2 separate regions of the Homo sapiens genome follow, and region 2 is linked to region 1. A link is a loop called in an ENCODE intact Hi-C map of the cell type or tissue named here. Cell type or tissue: PC-9. All regions are shown on one strand. Each heading gives the region's core, and the rest is flanking DNA. Links, peaks and the distances in the headings are about the cores only.

What was found. Hi-C counts contacts between places; a loop is a spot of excess contacts. Peaks named below come from ENCODE experiments on the same cell type or tissue, not always from the same donor. Only the 100,000 strongest peaks of a DNase experiment are listed, where the experiment ranks them.
Region 2: a loop joins it to region 1, with 6 times the contacts of the local background. A loop is called at or near these places in 1 of 110 quality-filtered maps.

Annotation. Positions count from the first base shown.
Region 1 is chr7:132,024,733-132,033,066 of GRCh38, forward strand. No RefSeq gene overlaps it. Among named protein-coding and RNA genes, the nearest start is that of PLXNA4-AS2, 230 kb to the right of the region's middle. In PC-9, for the core only: no CTCF peak of the experiment used is centred there; DNase peaks (open chromatin) are centred at 3,979 and 6,379; H3K27ac peaks cover 3,211 bases.
Region 2 is chr7:132,112,132-132,120,465 of GRCh38, forward strand. No RefSeq gene overlaps it. Among named protein-coding and RNA genes, the nearest start is that of PLXNA4-AS2, 140 kb to the right of the region's middle. RefSeq lists an enhancer at 1,864-2,364. In PC-9, for the core only: no CTCF peak of the experiment used is centred there; DNase peaks (open chromatin) are centred at 4,430 and 5,250; H3K27ac peaks cover 3,130 bases.

The DNA.
Region 1 (8,334 bases), core at 108-8,107:
TTTCTGCAGAATCAGACCCTTTAGCTAAACTCGAAGGACCAGGAAGAGTTATCAAGCTGATGAAGAGAGGAGGAAGGGGACTCTGGAGGCAGTTGCAATAGCATCTGTGATGACATGAAGTGAAAGGGAGCTTGCACATGCTCTGAGGAAACACCAGCAGTCCTGTGTGGCTGTGGCATGGGACACACTTGGGCTAAGGTTGTCGGTGGGGATGGAGGAAAGGAGATGGATTTGAAGGAAACCAAGCAATGAAAACCATAGACTTGGGGATTGACTGTTTCAGTGTGGTGTGTCACATGTCCGACATGGTGATCAAGTGGGGCCGTCCTCAGAGATGAGGAGTAGAGGAGGAAAAAGGAGGGCTTAGGCTGCGTGGAAGGGACAATTTAACACCTGTAGGGATTGACATCCAGATACCAGGCAGGGTAGAGCCTCTCCCTTTTCTCTCTTGCTGGTAACTCCCATCTCCATGAGTGGGCACCATCTGTGTCCGGCCAAGACTCCCATTTGGGGCTCTACTCACCTCTATTCTAAGCGGTAGCATCCCTCCTGTTGGACTTACAGGATGGGCTGCCTGGTGGTATTTGAAGAAATCTGATTTCATGCCGTAAGGACTCTTGTTTCTAGTGGCCTGGCCTTTTAAATTTTTCAAAATTTTAATTTAATTTTATTTTGTTATTTTTTAGAGATGGTCTTGCTCCGCCTCCCAAGCTAGAGTGCAGTGGTACAATTGTGGCTCACTGCAACCTCAAACTCCTGGGCTCAAGCAATCCTCCTGCCTCAGTCTCTCAAGTAGCTGGGACTACAGGTGCCCACTGCTACAACTGAGGGATTTTTTTTTTTTTTTTGGAGAGACAGAGTGTCATTACATCGCGTAGGCTGGTCTCAAACTTCTAGCATCAAGCAATCCTCCTGCTTTGGCCTGGATTACAGGTGTGAGGGGATTACAGGTATGAGCCACCACACCTGGCCCACTGGTATGATCTGTGACAGCTATTTTCAAGTGCTAGTCTTTAGGTGGATGAATGGTACAGCAGTTTTCAAACTGTGTTCCTCAGCGACCTGGGTTTCTGGGTTTAGAGAGTGCTCAGAAGAGGACTGAGGGTAGAGAAAGATGAGGATGGAGGAGGTGGGGGCAGAGTGGAGATGCAGGATAGGCTCTGGCCCTTCAGAGAACCCACTGCTAAGGCTCTTTTAAAAAGTTGTTTTAAAGAAAAAGACATTTGTGGATAAGTGATGACTAGGCCTAAGAGATCTTTATAACCTGGTAAGGAATCTAGCATGAAATTTTCAGCAGAGGGGGCTGGGAAGGGAGGGACAAGTTGGGATGAATCCACTGAGAAACGAGTTAAGGAGCTTAACGCACTGCAAACCAGCAGCCAGAGCGGGTCTGGTTTATGTGAAGTACTCGGAGGGGCAGAAGAGGAATTAACTATAGGGCTGTGTAGAGCTGGGGTAGGGAAAATAGAGAAATAACTTAATGTAGAGATGGCAAACCGAAGTCTGCATATGGAAACTGGAACCACAGATATGTTTTATTTGACTATCACATTGTTTTTTTTTTTAAATTTTGAATTATTTGCCAGCATTTAAAATGCAGGAGACATAACCAAGAATTTTGATTTCAGACTTCTGAAAAAATAAATCCAGACCTGACCACACGGGACTGATGTTCCCACAAGGCAGCAGTCAGCTGGAGCTGACTTTCAGGCAGGCACGAGCTTTCTGGGGTGCCCCTCTCATTTCCCCTGCACCTGCTTTGCTCACTGATGGTACTTAACTGGGTGCTGGCAGCTTCTGAGTCAAGGCACCTCCCATGAGTCAAGCAAACCAGGGGTCTGGGGCTCACTCCTTTCCTAACCCTGAAAACTTTTGCAGCACAAAATGATTGTTTTCTTTCCCTTTCCTGCCCCAAACACTTTTACTTAAACTGAATTCCTAACTATTCCTTCTACCATCCTCCTTGCTACCAGATGCATGGATGTAGTTGGCCATTCTGGGTTAGGAAGCCAGCCATGGGCCACTATATGGGTGACTGTAAAACTGCAGCTATGACTAATGTCATGAAAGTGAAGTTAGCTAGAGCTCATGGCAGACAGCCTTGCCCTAGTCAAGAAGACGAGGGCAGGTTTCTCTGCGATCTGATGGATGAGAAAGTGTTAGCAATGTAAAGATGGAAATAAGGAGTGATGCAGGTAGAGGCAAAGACAAGGTAGAGAGATACTAGGGAGAGAGGATGAAGATAGATGAGTGGGATGCAATGGAATTAGCCCAGGAGAAAGATACTAGTAGGGATTAGAACAATGGCAGGGGCTGGATTTAAGGGAATTTTAGGAAGTGAATAGATAGCACCAAGGGATGGAAGAGTGAGAAGGAATGGGGAGAGGGCTGTGAAGTCATGTGCCCTTGGTTTCTGGCTTCTGTCACTGGGCCGAGTTGGTGGCATTCATGGAGATGTGCAGACCTAGGAAAGCATGTGCAAGGAGTGATCATGAGTCCGTCCTTTCTGAGTTTGAGGAGACTTTGCAGCAGCTAAGAGGAGTTGACAAATAGACAGTTGGATACACAAGTCTAGAGCTCAGAGAAGACAGCTCTCTAAAAAGAGCTGTCTGCTAAAAATTCACTGGTCTGATGGTTGGCCACATACGGAGTACTTTGTACTCTCTGGTCTGAACAACTGTATCATCAATTCTTTCATTGATTAATTCAACAATTATTGATTAGACACCAGCGACCATGGCAGCAGATCCAGGTAGTCTGCTAGGTGCTGGCTCTATAGCAGTGAATAAACAGGTGCTATTCCTCCCGTCAAGGAACCAAGACAATGAGCTTTGCAGAAAGCGGGGACGTGATTTGATTCTCTCATCTCTACCTTCCTGCTTTATTGAATGGGTTATTAAAGGTGGGTTGGGTCTTTTACCTATTTCCCCCTCCCATGGATTGTGGTAAACAATTTAGAGCAGATTTACTTGTGTTTTCAGACTTCACAGCTACCTTTAGATAAGATTTCAAAACTGTCTGCTGTTACTACTTTGATAGTGATCCACTTAGTATATTCATCTCTAGACTTTGAATCTGGAGCTCTAAATTCTCTGAGACCAGGAACCAGACCTTGAATGCCTTCCTGCTTAAAGTGTTAGAGCTGATCTCTTAGGCCCTGAATGAAGTATTTCAAATACTCTGAAACTTATCCTTTGTCAATACTCATAGCCAGAAGAAAGTAAATTAATCATGAACATCGATTTGCTCATCTGTCTCTTTCTCTAGACTTTAAATATCTTGAGGGAGAGACCATTTATTCAACCTTGTATCTTCAGTTTCTAGTAAAGTGCATGGCACACAATAGGAAATTAATGAATATATATGCCGAACGAATAAATGAACATGGGACATCTTTTAATGATTTTCTTGTTCTCTAGTTAATTCTTATTTAACCTTGTGTGTGTTTTTTTTTCTCATCTCCTCAACTCTGAATTAAGTTGCTATAGGTAAGAACTTTGGTGGTTCCGTGATGTTGGGCTCGCACTGGATGCTCACTACATATTTGTTGATTGATTGCTTAGAGTTAGAAAGACTTTGACCCTCTACTCTGTCTTCTTCAGCTGTAATGACATCATCAGTTAGTTTTTACCATTTTCCCAGCTTGCAGTAGCAAACCAAGTCACTTAAATACTTACTACATCTAGGGACTATAGTGAAACTTTGGATTGGAGGGCTCTGAAGCAGAGATGCTTAGAACACTTTTGCTCCCACAGATAAGCACTTTCTCTCTCTCTTTTCAGCATCTTAGGAGCTAGGTACTATTATTATTCTTAATTTACAATATAAGATAACTGAAGCACAAGAGGTTGGGCAACTTGCCCAATCAGAATCGCCTGGAGCCTAGGACTTTTCCTGAACTCTGTTGCAGATTGCATTGTGATTTAGAGATGGGCCGTGGCCCCACAGTCTGCTTTAGCAAGCCCTCAAGGAGATTCTGATGCAGGTGGCACCATGAGTCACTGTGCCGTCATTGACATGGAAAACAATTACCTGGAGACTTAGACTGACTGTGTCTCATCTCATCGCCATGTTCCTTTCACTGACCCCTGAGGGATGAGGGATATGACCCTTTCCCACTCAATGTCTCTCAAGTCCTGTAAACCTAGAACGAAGCTATACTGAGGGTACCTCCAACAGGTTTTGACATGAGTCCCTTTGATAAATTGGGAAACTGCTAAAAACCTCATAAACAAGGGCTCCAATCACCCTGCATCAGCCTAGTGAATGAGATTATCTTTTCCTCTCCATATAACCACCTTAGAAATAAAATAAATGAAATTGAAAGAGGAAATTGTGGCCAAGTGCTGAGGCAGGTGGAACACCTGACATCAGGAGTTCGAGACCAGCCTGACCAACATGGTGAAACCCTGTCTCTACTGAAAAATACAAAAATTAGCTGAGCATGGTGTTGGGCGCCTGTAATCCCAGCTACTCGGGAGGCTGAAGCAGGAGAATTGCTTGAACCTGGGAGGCGGAGGTTGCGGTGAGCTCAGATTGCACCATTGCACTCCAGCCTGGGCAACAGAGCAAGACTCCATCTCAAAAAAAAAAAAAAAAAAAAAAAAAAAAAAAAAAAAAAAAAAAAGGAAATCATGAAAGGAGCCCACTTCCACTCAGATAGGGTGGTGTGCAGAGGTTAGAATTCATGAGGACCATATGATGATATGCTGGTCCAGGTGACCAGGAAAGAGGTTGGAGGAAAGGCATCTCAGTCCTATTAGAGGTCTAGGGTCCTGTCCCAGTGGGAGAAATCGCAGGGCCTTTGGAGAGAAACAGCTCAGACACCAGTGCTAAATAGACCTGGCTCAAGTTCTGGCTCATTGGCCGTATGGCCCTAGGCCAGTGACTTAACACCTCTAGCCTCAGTTTCTTTATCTCTAAAGTGAGAATAATAATACTTACTCTGCTGTATAGTGTATGGATTAGAGACAACAAGGTCACCTTGCTCAACATAGAGTCAGCCCTGAACCTATTAGCAAGGTCTGAGGTTTCCAAGGGTTTTCAAGGGCATGGCTGGGAAGAAGTTGGCATTCAGCCTTCCCATCACCTAGCATCGAAAATCCTCCTTGGGAAGCCCAGGGGAGAGTTCTGGCTCAAACACTGACTCACCAAGTGGGAATAAATACTTACGAGAGTCAGGCAATCTCCCCAGATTTCTTCCCTACCCTTTGGCTCTACTCCCCTCTTTTCATAGTTGACATTTAACGATATTCTGCGGAGAGGGGCTCAGCATTTAAAAAGATTCAATGGAAGGATCCAGAAGCAGGGAACCTGGGAGAACTTTTTAGCTGATGTTAAAAGTGCAAGATGAAAAGTGCTTTCGAGCCTGAAATTGAGTAACTATTGAGATTTGCTTCTGAGCCTGTGATTTGGTGTTGGCATATTTATAGGAGACCCTGGACTATTGAAGGGTGTGCAGGCTGGGCCACTTGCCAAGAAAGCCCTGGCTCAGTTCCTTCTGGAGCCTGCCAAGTTTTTGCTGCCCTAGGTTGTAGCCTTGAAGCTGAGGGACTTTCAGAGGCCCCAAGATAGCCCTAGGAAAAGAATGTCAAAAGCAATAGCAACGACTATCTAGCAAAGCATTGTGATAAATGCATTATCTTATCTTCACAGCCATCCTATGAATTAGATAGTATGGTGGTATCTTATATTAATTAAACAGCACTGGGAAGCAGAGTGCATAATAATGAGTCCTGATTTTTACTCACTGTGTAAACTTGGCAAGTTATTACCCTCTCAAAGCCTCGGTTTCCTCACCTGAAAAATGGGGATAGATGTATCTATCTCATAAAATTATTTATTTGAGATTTTCCAGATAAAGCAGGTAGCCAATATCAAGCATATGGTATAACACTCAGTAAATATTAGGCATTGTTATCTCTATTTTATAGATGCAGACACTGAAGCTTTAATGAAGTCAGTGGTGTGCCCAAAGTCACCTAGGCAGGGAGAGCAGGAGCCAGAACTCAAACTCAAGTATGTTTGACTGTGATGCCTTTGTTCTTAATCACTGGGTATGCTGCCTGAGCTGAAAAATTTCTGCAGGAGGTTTTGCTCAGTGGGAATTATAGCAGAGGTTTGGATTATGGTCTCTTTTTAAATTCTTAAAGAAGCAAGAACATCTAGACTAGAAGCATGGAGGAGAGAGGGTGCTGGAGCAGCCAGGCTGTGCTAGGAGAGTGGCTGTCCATGAGGATGTGTTTTCAGTGTTGGGCATGGTTGTTCTCTGCTCTGGGTCATTCTAGGTGGGCAGCCACCCAGAGAGGATGTGTTGTCAGTGTACTCCCTTCATTTTGACTTGCTCCATAACCATAATCTTAGGAAAGGGTGTCAGAAAGGATTAGATTTAGTATCACTGTATTGGAATGTGGAATTTCCAGTTTCAGGTGAAAGAGGCTATACCGGAAGGAGGTACTTTTTCTCTGTCCATCAGCCTGCCTCGCTCTTTCTCCTTTCCCTCTTCTACTGTCTCTCTCTTTCTCTCTCTCCCTGCCTCTTATTCTTGCTGTTTCTCAGAATGCCTATGAAAAAAAACAGCTAGTCCACAGCCTGGTGTCTTAGATGCCAATTCTTGGAGCAGTGGATTGCAACTAGATCTGTGCTTCTCAAACTCTCTTGGATGATGGGACAGAGTTTTTCTTTTCTTTTTTTTTTATTACTATTATACTTTAAGTTTTAGGGTACATGTGCACAATGTGCAGGTTAGTTACATATGTATACATGTGCCATGCTGGTGTGCTGCACCCATTAACTCATCAATTAGCATTAGGTATATCTCCTAAAGCTATCCCTCCCCCCTCCCCCCACCCCACAACAGTCCCCAGAGTGTGATGTTCCCCTTCCTGTGTCCATGTGTTCTCATTGTTCAATTCCTACCTATGAGTGAGAATATGTGGTGTTTGGTTTTTTGTCCTTCTGATAGTTTACTGAGAATGATGATTTCCAATTTCATCCATGTCCCTACAAAGGACATGAACTCATCATTTTTTATGGCTGCATAGTATTCCATCGTATATATGTGCCACATTTTCTTAATCCAGTCTATCATTGTTGGGCATTTGGGTTGGTTCCAAGTCTTTGCTATTGTGAATAGTGCCACAATAAACATATGTGTGCATGTGTCTTTATAGCAGCATGATTTATAGTCCTTTGGGTATATACCCAGTAATGGGATGGCTGGGTCAAATGGTATTTCTAGTTCTAGATCCCTGAGGAATAGCCACACTGACTTTCACAATGGTTGAACTAGTTTACAGTCCCACCAACAGTGTAAAAGTGTTCCTATTTCTCCACATCCTCTCCAGCACCTGTTGTTTCCTGACTTTTTAATGATTGCCATTCTAACTGGTGTGAGATGGTATCTCATTGTGGTTTTGATTTGCATTTCTCTGATGGCCTGTGATGAAGAGCATTTTTTCATGTGTTTTTTGGCTGCATAAATGCCTTCTTTTGAGAAGTGTCTGTTCATGTCCTTTGCCCACTTTTTGATGGGGTTGTTTGTTTTTTTCTTGTAAATTTGTTTGAGTTCATTGTAGATTCTGGATATTAGCCCTTTGTCAGATGAGTAGATTGCAAAAATTTTCTCCCATTCTGTAGGTTGCCTGTTCACTCTGATGGTAGTTTCTTTTGCTGTGCAGAATCTCTTTAGTTTAATTAGATTCCATTTGTCAATTTTGGCTTTTGTTGCCATTGTTTTTGGTGTTTTAGACATGAAGTCCTTGCCCATGCCTATGTCCTGAATGGTATTGCCTAGGTTTTCTTCTAGGGTTTTTATGGTTTTAGGTCTAACATGTAAGTCTTTAATCCATCTTGAATTAATTTTTGTATAAAGTGTAAGGAAGGGATCCAGTTTCAGCTTTCTACATATGGCTAGCCAGTTTTCCCAGCACCATTTATTAAATAGGGAATCCTTTCCCCATTTCTTGTTTTTGTCAGTTTTGTCAAAGATCAGATAGTTGTAGATATGCGGTGTTATTTCTGAGGACTCTGTTCTGTTCTGTTCCATTGATCTGTATCTCTGTTTTGGTACCAGTGCCATGCTGTTTTGGTTACTGTAGCCTTGTAGCATAGTTTGAAGTCAGGTAGCATGATGCCTCCAGCTTTGTTCTTCTGGCTTAGGATTGACTTGGTGATGCGGGCTCTTTTTTGGTTCCATAGAACTTTAAAGTAGTTTTTTCCAATTCTGTGAAGAAAGTCATTGGTAGCTTGATGGGGATGGCATTGAATCTATAAATTACCTTGGGCAGTATGGCCATTTTCACGATATTGATTATTCCTACCCATGAGCATGGA
Region 2 (8,334 bases), core at 302-8,301, 88 kb after region 1:
GTGGAGGGGTTGCTTGGTGAATTGTGGCACAGTGCAAGCTCACTGAGGTCCCCTCTGAGTGACCTCTGTCCTATGCCACCAGATGCTCTGCAGATTCCTGGCTGCTGGGGAGGACTTCCAGGCGTGACCAAGCCTCTGCAGCTGCTTCCCTCATACACATTTGCTCAAGTCAAGTGCAGACATTTCTGTAGCTTGTCAGAGGCCCCTAGAGAAGCCTCGCCTTCCACCTTGAGGCATCCTTGGGTACAGGCCCCAGCTGGACAATGTCAGAAGGCTTGGTCCTGGATGTGACTCCAGACTAGAGCTATTCAAAGGATGGTCCAGGGCCTGGAGCCTGTCTACACACTGGTGCTGATCTATGATAATTTGGTACAAAAATGGAGAGCAATTTTGAAAACTTTTGTGGCAGTTTTAATGAGTAATCTTACGTCTATTAAATTTATCACAATAAAACGGGGCTTGAATGTTGTATATCTTTTTTCCATTTCATTTCTAATTTGTTTTCATTGCATTTTACAAAAACATTGAACTGTGATGAATTGGAAATGTCTACGAAGAGAAACTGATCCTTCTTCACAGGAGTTCCTGGAGCATTGTCTTTGGCCCAGCAAAGGGTGTGTCCTAAAAGAGCCTGCAAGAGAGCTCGGGTGGGGCCTGTCATAAGTCAGGGGCTGCTGCTGCCTGCACTTGGTAATTTTTAGAGACTTGGAGCAAAGCAGCCTAATTGTAGTTTCCATGGTTACCAGCCACCACTGAGGAGAACGTGAGCAGATCTTAAAGGGAAAATCCGTGCACAGGCAGAAGTCAGGAAGCAGGGAGGGAGGGGAGGAAGAGACAGGTCCCAGAGAGGGTCTGGGCTACAGGGTGGCCTCTACTCACTTAGCTGCAGTCCTAGTCATTGTCTCTATCCCAGGGCAGAGGTCCTCAGGCTGCAGTAATGGTGCGTCACCATAGTAGCCTCCCATGAAGTGCACCTAGCAGGCTGAGAAGGGGCCTTCGGCACAGTTGGTAGGATGATTACCATTCAGAGGTCCCACTCTCTGGCCCCATTCCAGTGCGAGCTCCAAGAATTTTCACTTCTTTCTCCTTCCATGAAACCCCTGACTATGGGCCTCCACCCAAAGCAAAGCCAGAGAAAAGGGGAAAATGGCAGGAAAGTGTCTATACCAGCCCTACCACCATTGATCCTCAAGCTTGGGGCTTGGATGCACCCAGCAAGCCTGTGTGTCTCTTTCATCTATTGAGGCCAATGCTGTGGACCACCCAGCTGCCTCACGTGATCACTCATTGGCTCTCTCCTTCATGCTTTATTCAACAAATACTTCTGCTTGGGGCAAGATAATACAGCAGAGCCCAACCAGGCAACATCCCCACAATTGTGGAGCTTATTATGGAGCTTATTATATTCCAATGCGAGAGACTGGCATTAAAAGCGTAGACGGAAGCTATAATGTCAGGTAATAAACGTTATGTTCCATTGGCCTCAGGGTGGTGTGTTGGGCCAGGCGGGGCCTTGTTGAGGGTGACCACAGTCACACATGGTCTTTGGCATGTGAAGGGCAGAAATATGGCCACGAGAAGGAACCTGGGCTTGGCAATACAGCTCACAGGATCTGCAGAGAGCGCCACTTAAGTGGAGCCCGGCAAATGCTTGTCAACTAATGACGCAGAAATCAAAGCTGCGTTAATCCCTCTTGGCTCATATCTGCATGTCCCAGAACCCCCAGAGAGGCCCTCCATATCCACTTGGTTTCAGGCATGACTTGGGTTTCCACAGCCATCTCAAAAGTGGTGTGATGGGTGATTCCACCAGGGGGGCCACCCTGGGGTTCAGCCACTAGACGACGCTGTTGCAGCTCTTTAGCTCTGAAGAAGGAAACCAGAGACCAGGAGAAAGAACGATGCGGCTTTATGAAAATATTTGGATTATGTGAAATAAGAAGCAGTCCCACCTCAGAATTATGGGCTCATAAATCACTCTGAGGAGAAAAGGGGTCGGGGGACCGGGGAGACTTGGGACATGAGTTTACGATCTCTCCAGAAGCCCTTGATGGAATTACAGCCTCATAACTCACTGGGGCCTGCTCCTTCCTCCAGCCTGGCCTCAGCTGTCATGCAGGGCCCCCAGGGAAGGCCAATCTGGGCGCCAGCAATGAGAGGCTGACCTGGCAGAGGCCTCCGGGGAGCATGAAGAGGGAGTCCGAGGCGATGTTTTTGAGCTGGGTACAGGCAGCCAGGCCTCAGTGTTAGGGATTCTGTGAGGCTTGTCAGAGAGACAAGGAGCTGAGGCTGAAGAGGTGAGCTGAGCTGCTGGACACAAACACCAGACAGAAGGCTTGTGTGAGCGTCACATTCCACGGGGTGCTGTGGAACTGCACAGCAAGGACACACTGGACCCCTCCTGGGTGGGGTGGGGTAGCAGGAAGACACCTGGCTACTGCTTCCTTATCAGGGCCGTGTCTCTAGTTTGCCGCTTTACAAAATGGTGACCACCAGCCTCTCCTCAGGGAGCTGACAGATACTCTCGAGGCCTCAGAAGAGCTCACAGCCTGAGGGCAAACCATTCGCTGAAGGAGCTGGGGTCTTCCTGCAGGTGGGGAAGATACGCCCGTGGCCAGAGGAGAGGTTTGCTACCGATATGCCCACCTCCCAGCTAGCCCTAGCTGTGGCCTCTGGCATGTCCAGGATGAAGAAAAGGCCACAGGAAGTGGGTTTCTAATGGCAAGTCAATGAGGCGCTGTTTAAAAGAGCTGCCTTTTGTGAGGAGCGCTGACTGTGAGTCGGGCATGGTGCACTTCATCATGCTGAATCCCCACAACTTGCTCACAAATTATTTCCATTTCACAGATAGGGGAGTGAGGCAAAGCGATCAAAATAAACTTCTCCAGTCACACACACATGCTAAGTACCGTACTGGAGATTTAAATCCAGATCCCTCTGTATCTACAGTGCATCCCACAAGCATGGCTGCCTGGTGCCCCATCCTGCGCATGGCAGTCCCTAAATCTGCTGGCTGAATCCCATCAATTTCTATTCTTCTCTCCCTGCTGTAGCTTGCAGTTGCAACCCAATGCCTACGCTAGTCACTTTCTCTACAATGTCCTTTGCTATTGTCAGAGGTGTTTGAACCAGAGCAACTCCATCTTGAACAGGGGCTGGGTAAAATGAGGCTGAGACTTACCAGGCTGCATTCCCAGACAGTTAAGGCATTCTAAGTCACAGGATGAGATAGGAGGTCAGCACAAAATACAGGTCATAAAGACCTTGCCGATAAAACAGATTGCAGTAAAGAAGCCGGCTAAAACCCACCAAAACCAAGGTGGCCACGAGGGTGACCTCTGGTCGCCCTCACTGCTACACTCCCATCAGCACCATGACAGTTTACAAATGCCATGGCAACGTCAGGAAGTTACCCTATATGGTCTGAAAGGGGGAGGCATCAATAATCCACTCCTTGTTTAGCATATCATCAAGAAATAACCATAAAAATCGGCAAACAGCAGCCCTCAGGGCTGCTCTGTCTTTGGAGTAGCCATTCTTTATTCTTTTACTTTCCTAATAAACTTGCTTTCACTATAGGGATTTGCCCTGAATGCTTTCTTGCACAAGATCCAAGAACCCTATCTTGGGGTGTGGATTGGGACCCCTTTCCAGTAACACTATTATGATAATCTATCCATCAGTAAGAGAGAGAGAGAGAAATAGAGACAGAGAGAGAGACTTGTTCAGTGTTTGTCGTAGTTCAGCACAGTCATTAAGTGTGTAGGTTTTGGAATCAGAGAAACCTGGGCTTACATCCCCGCTCTTTGATCTCTATCACTTTCCATTTGTCCAATTACTGTTTTAAGCCTCAGTATATTTATCTATAAAATGGGTATAATAATGGTAACTATAGACTAGAACTGGATCCTGAGAATTGAATGCCAGTAATGTATGTGAGTGACACAGACATCATTTCTCTGAGGAAATCCCTTCATGTCCTGGGAGGTGATGACTCTTGGGCATGGGTTATTGGAAATCAGGGTTTACAATCCCACTCAGCACTTGTATTGTCTTCTTTATCTCTTCCAAGTATCTTAACATCCCATTTTCTAAGGGACCTAATTTTTTTTTAATTGATAGACTACAGCAGACTAAGATCACTTAGGAAAACTTGCCTTCAGTATCAGCTTGATTTTATTACATGATCTTCTTTACATACCTGGTCCTGTGGTCCAGTGCTATAAAGAAAACAATGGTCGATGACGTTTGGTTGGGCAGGCCTATCCATTTATATATTTGGAACCTAGGTGATGAGGGGGCTGCAGAGATAAATGAGTAAGCTGCACTTTTGCAAGGGAGGGTGGGTCTCTGAAAGCTCTCCTAAGGTTCAAATACTGATGGCCCGAGGCTGTTGATCTTATCTAGTTCAGGAGATGTTTTTCCATAAAGTAAATCATGATTCACTGCATGAATTCCTATGCACTGAATATTGTAGAAAGAACTGATGACCCTGAAAAACTGGAAATGTTAACCCTCTTCCTAGATGGGCTAGGTGTCATCCTGCCAAGAGACAGAGAAGGAGATTCTAAGTCAAGAAAAAGCTCATTAAGTACAGATATTTCCTCATGTTGTGCATGGAGACCTTGAATCACAGTCAGACCAGCCCTAACATTTGCAGAGCTGCAGAGGGTGAGGGTATGAATGGAGGCCTAGACATCAAATGCTTATATTTAAATAAACTTTGTTCCATCCTTGTACCTTGGCAAATATACCTTCAAAGCAATAAAATTAGTGGGGCAGGGGGAGTGAAATCTATGCCTTATACATGACTGAAAGTTGGTAAAAATATAAATAACTGGATTTCATAATTATTTCAACCCTGCAGGAGTTTTGTTAATGGGCTGACATGTTTGAATGAGTAATAAAGACATACACAGTTCATGTAAAACTTGAGCATTTATCTAATTACTGTGTATCCAGCATTGAGTTCAGAATCAAAGAAATAGAAGACCTGGTCTATTTCTGAGTTAAGGAGACAGGACATAAAAAGGTGAAATTATTAGGGGATAAAATTATTACATACATATCAGCATTGATTCTATTAAAATAAAGTGCTAAGTGGTGCATTACTGGCAATGAAAGGCTAAGGCCACCCAAGATAAGGTGCTAATTAGATGGCAAAGCCGAGAAAGGCAGACAGTGCTGGGAAAGGTTAAATAGTATCACATCCCACCCCAGAAGTCATGTGTGAATTTGATGAGTCACAGAACCAATGGGCTTGTCCAGCCCTCACCAGCATCCATGACTCAGGGTCACCTCGACATCCTTTACTTATCTCCCATATGTCATAACTTTCAAGGTGGAACAAAAACTTGGCTTTGTTGTGAATAATGGAAAGGAGGAGAAAAGGCAATCACTGTAGCCGGTGATGAAAATAGTGGAAAAATGAGGAGGTAGAAGAAAAGAACTGGGGACTCCTAACAAAAAAAAAAAAAAAAAACCCAAAACAATAGTTTTTGAAATGACTTTAATCTTACTGATCTAGAATGAAGGGTTTTAAAGGATCACATATTGTATTGTAGACTTCCTTGCACTCGGCCGCATACCCTCTTGACCCACCTTTCCACCCCAGCTGTTGCCACAGCAACCAGGTGGCATGCACGTGGAGCCTGATAGTGTCTGCTTCAGGGACACTGCGCTCCCCTTGCCTCTTCCCCCGGGGCTCCTCTGCTTCTACATGGAGGGCAGGGGGTGCCTGGGGGAAACCACTCAGCTTTTCCAACTCACTTGCAAACTTAGAAGTGTGAGGAATAAACAGCCCACGGCAAACTTTCTGCAGTGGGGAGTGGGAGCCAGTGGATGGTTTCTGAGGTGGCTTCTACATTACTAGAGGGTCCAAGAGGGGTCAGAGTCCTGGTCCCCCACAGCGAGGGCCAGCTTGAAAATATCCCCTTGAACTGGCTTGTCCTCACTTCCCTACCTTCCACTCCTGTTCCTCAGGACTGCTTCCCAAAATAAGCCCCCTGCTCACAACCCCTTGTCTCACTTCTGCTTTTAGGGGGAACTCAGGCCCTTATAAATTTTAGTTATCTATTTTTGTACTCTTTGGAAAGCTGTGTTCTATCTACATGTGTATTTCAAGACTTGGGCAGTTGAGAAATTCTTGTACCTACTTTACCCGTTCATTTAAAAAACATTTATAGGGCAACTACTATGTGCTTGGAGTTGTCCCATCAGCAAGGGTTAGAGAGATCATATGTAGAGTTTTCAGAAGCCTGCTACCCAATAGTAAAAGCTACCATCTGTCACAAACTTACAGGATGGCAGGACCTGCTCTAAGTGCTTTGTAATCCTTGCCTCACTTGATCCTCACGAGAGCTGTATGAGGATACCCTCAGCAGCCCTGCATTATTATTCTCATCTTTACAGGTGAGGAAGCCACGATTTAGAGACAGTTGGGAACTCCAGGTAAAAGCTGGCCAGAGAAGGGCAGAGTTTGAACCAGGCCGTGGTCTTCACCATCACACTGTGTAGAGAGTATGTTCCAGATACAAAAGGAGGATGGAGAACGGGTCCTAGGGGTAGAAGTCCTAGCTGTCTGCCCAGGGGGGCTGCTCTCACAGCTCTGAGTCAGTGGCATCTCCACCCTGCCTTGCCCACAGAAATTCACAAAACAGCAGGCAAACCAAAGCAGAAGGAAGGATTGGCAGGGTACTGTGGAGTTGGGGCAGTTCAGCACAGCCAATGCCCTTTTTTGTTAAGGAAACAGGATGTTTCCTATGGTGAGGGATGTGATCCTAATGAATCAGGGGGAGCACACATCCCTACTGACCTGCCAGCCACCTCTCCCAGGGCCTCTGTTTCTTTCTCCCCCAAGCCCTGCCTCTGAATTGCTGGAGTTTGGAGAGGCTTAAGTAGGTAATGAGCAGGAACTTGGAAGGTGAGTGATATAGTGGCTGGTCTGGTCTGGACTTGGATGTGGAGTAGGGATAAGAAGGACCTCTCTTCTGCGTGTAGGTGCATGAGGAGCATGACTTCTTCCTCTCCTGCATCTTAGAGGGATCATCAAGCCTTCATTAGAATCAGCCAGCATCCTTCTAGGCATCACAAGAAGCTGTCGTTTATGGCTTCGAAGGGAGCTGCTATCTTGATCAAGGACCAGTGCTGAGAATATGGTGTGTATCCCCTGAGGATGAGTTCTCTGCTTTCCTGGTAAATTGATCATTGATCAAAACCAAGGCATATAGAAAACTACAGGTTATATTTTTAAACAACCTTGGTTGCATTCATTCCTAGATAATAAATAGTTTCTCCCAGGGCACTGTGGGATGTGAATGCCATGACTTTCACTTGGGCCTGAAAACTCTTCACCACAGCAGGTGGTGTGGGAACCAGGCAGCACATGCCTGGCACAGAGTTAGCAAAAGGCAGGTCCTTACTCTCACCCTTTAAATCCTCCCCATTTCTCTCCTCTGATACTTCCCCTCCTTATACTTCCTTCTGTCCTAACTCTGTAGATTTGCACTGCCTTTTTTCCACCTCTGCTTCTTTTTAGTCTTTGCTTTCTTCCCTAATCTGTCCCAAAGCTAGTTCAGGAAAATTAGGACCTTCCACAAAATGATTCATATTGAGTGTAAATAGTCAATAGTGTATTTTTTAAAGAAGGCTTTCGGCCAAAAGAATACTTCTTTGTAGGTGAAATATGATATTTCATACATTAATTATGAACTGAGGGGCCACCTGTTAGGTTAAATCCCTTGTACCTTATAGCAGTCAGGATAGTCTTGGCTATGCAGCAGTAACAAACAGCCTCATACCTTAGTGACTTAAAGCAGCAAAGTTTTATTTTTTACTCATACTACACAACCATGGTGTCATCTGGTGGCTCTGCTCTGTGCTGTCATTGATCTCACTCTGTGATTCAGGCTGCTGCTCTCTGGAGCATTACAAGTGACTACACCACTAGCACTCATATTCCATCGGCCCAAACCAAGTTGCTGGGCCAGCTGAACTTTATTGGGGTGGGGAACTGTACTGCTCCTTCAGGAAGGGGAAATAGATATTGTTGAACTGTGATATGACCTACCAGATATTCCTATGCCTGGGACTAACCTCCTCTGCCTGGGTCCAACATCATTCATGAGCCTTGGCTCTAGTGCATACCCTCAGCAGCCCTGCAGGCTCTGGCTCAGCGTCCACGGTAGGAGTTCTGCTAAGAGAAAAGCGAGGCAGGTTTAGAGAAAGTGATGGTGCAGAAGTGACCTGCATCTGCCTCCATTTACTCTGCTCAGCTAGGAGCAGCTCTGCTAACCCAGGGAGAGGTTTCCACTACAACACCATCTCTCTTTACCT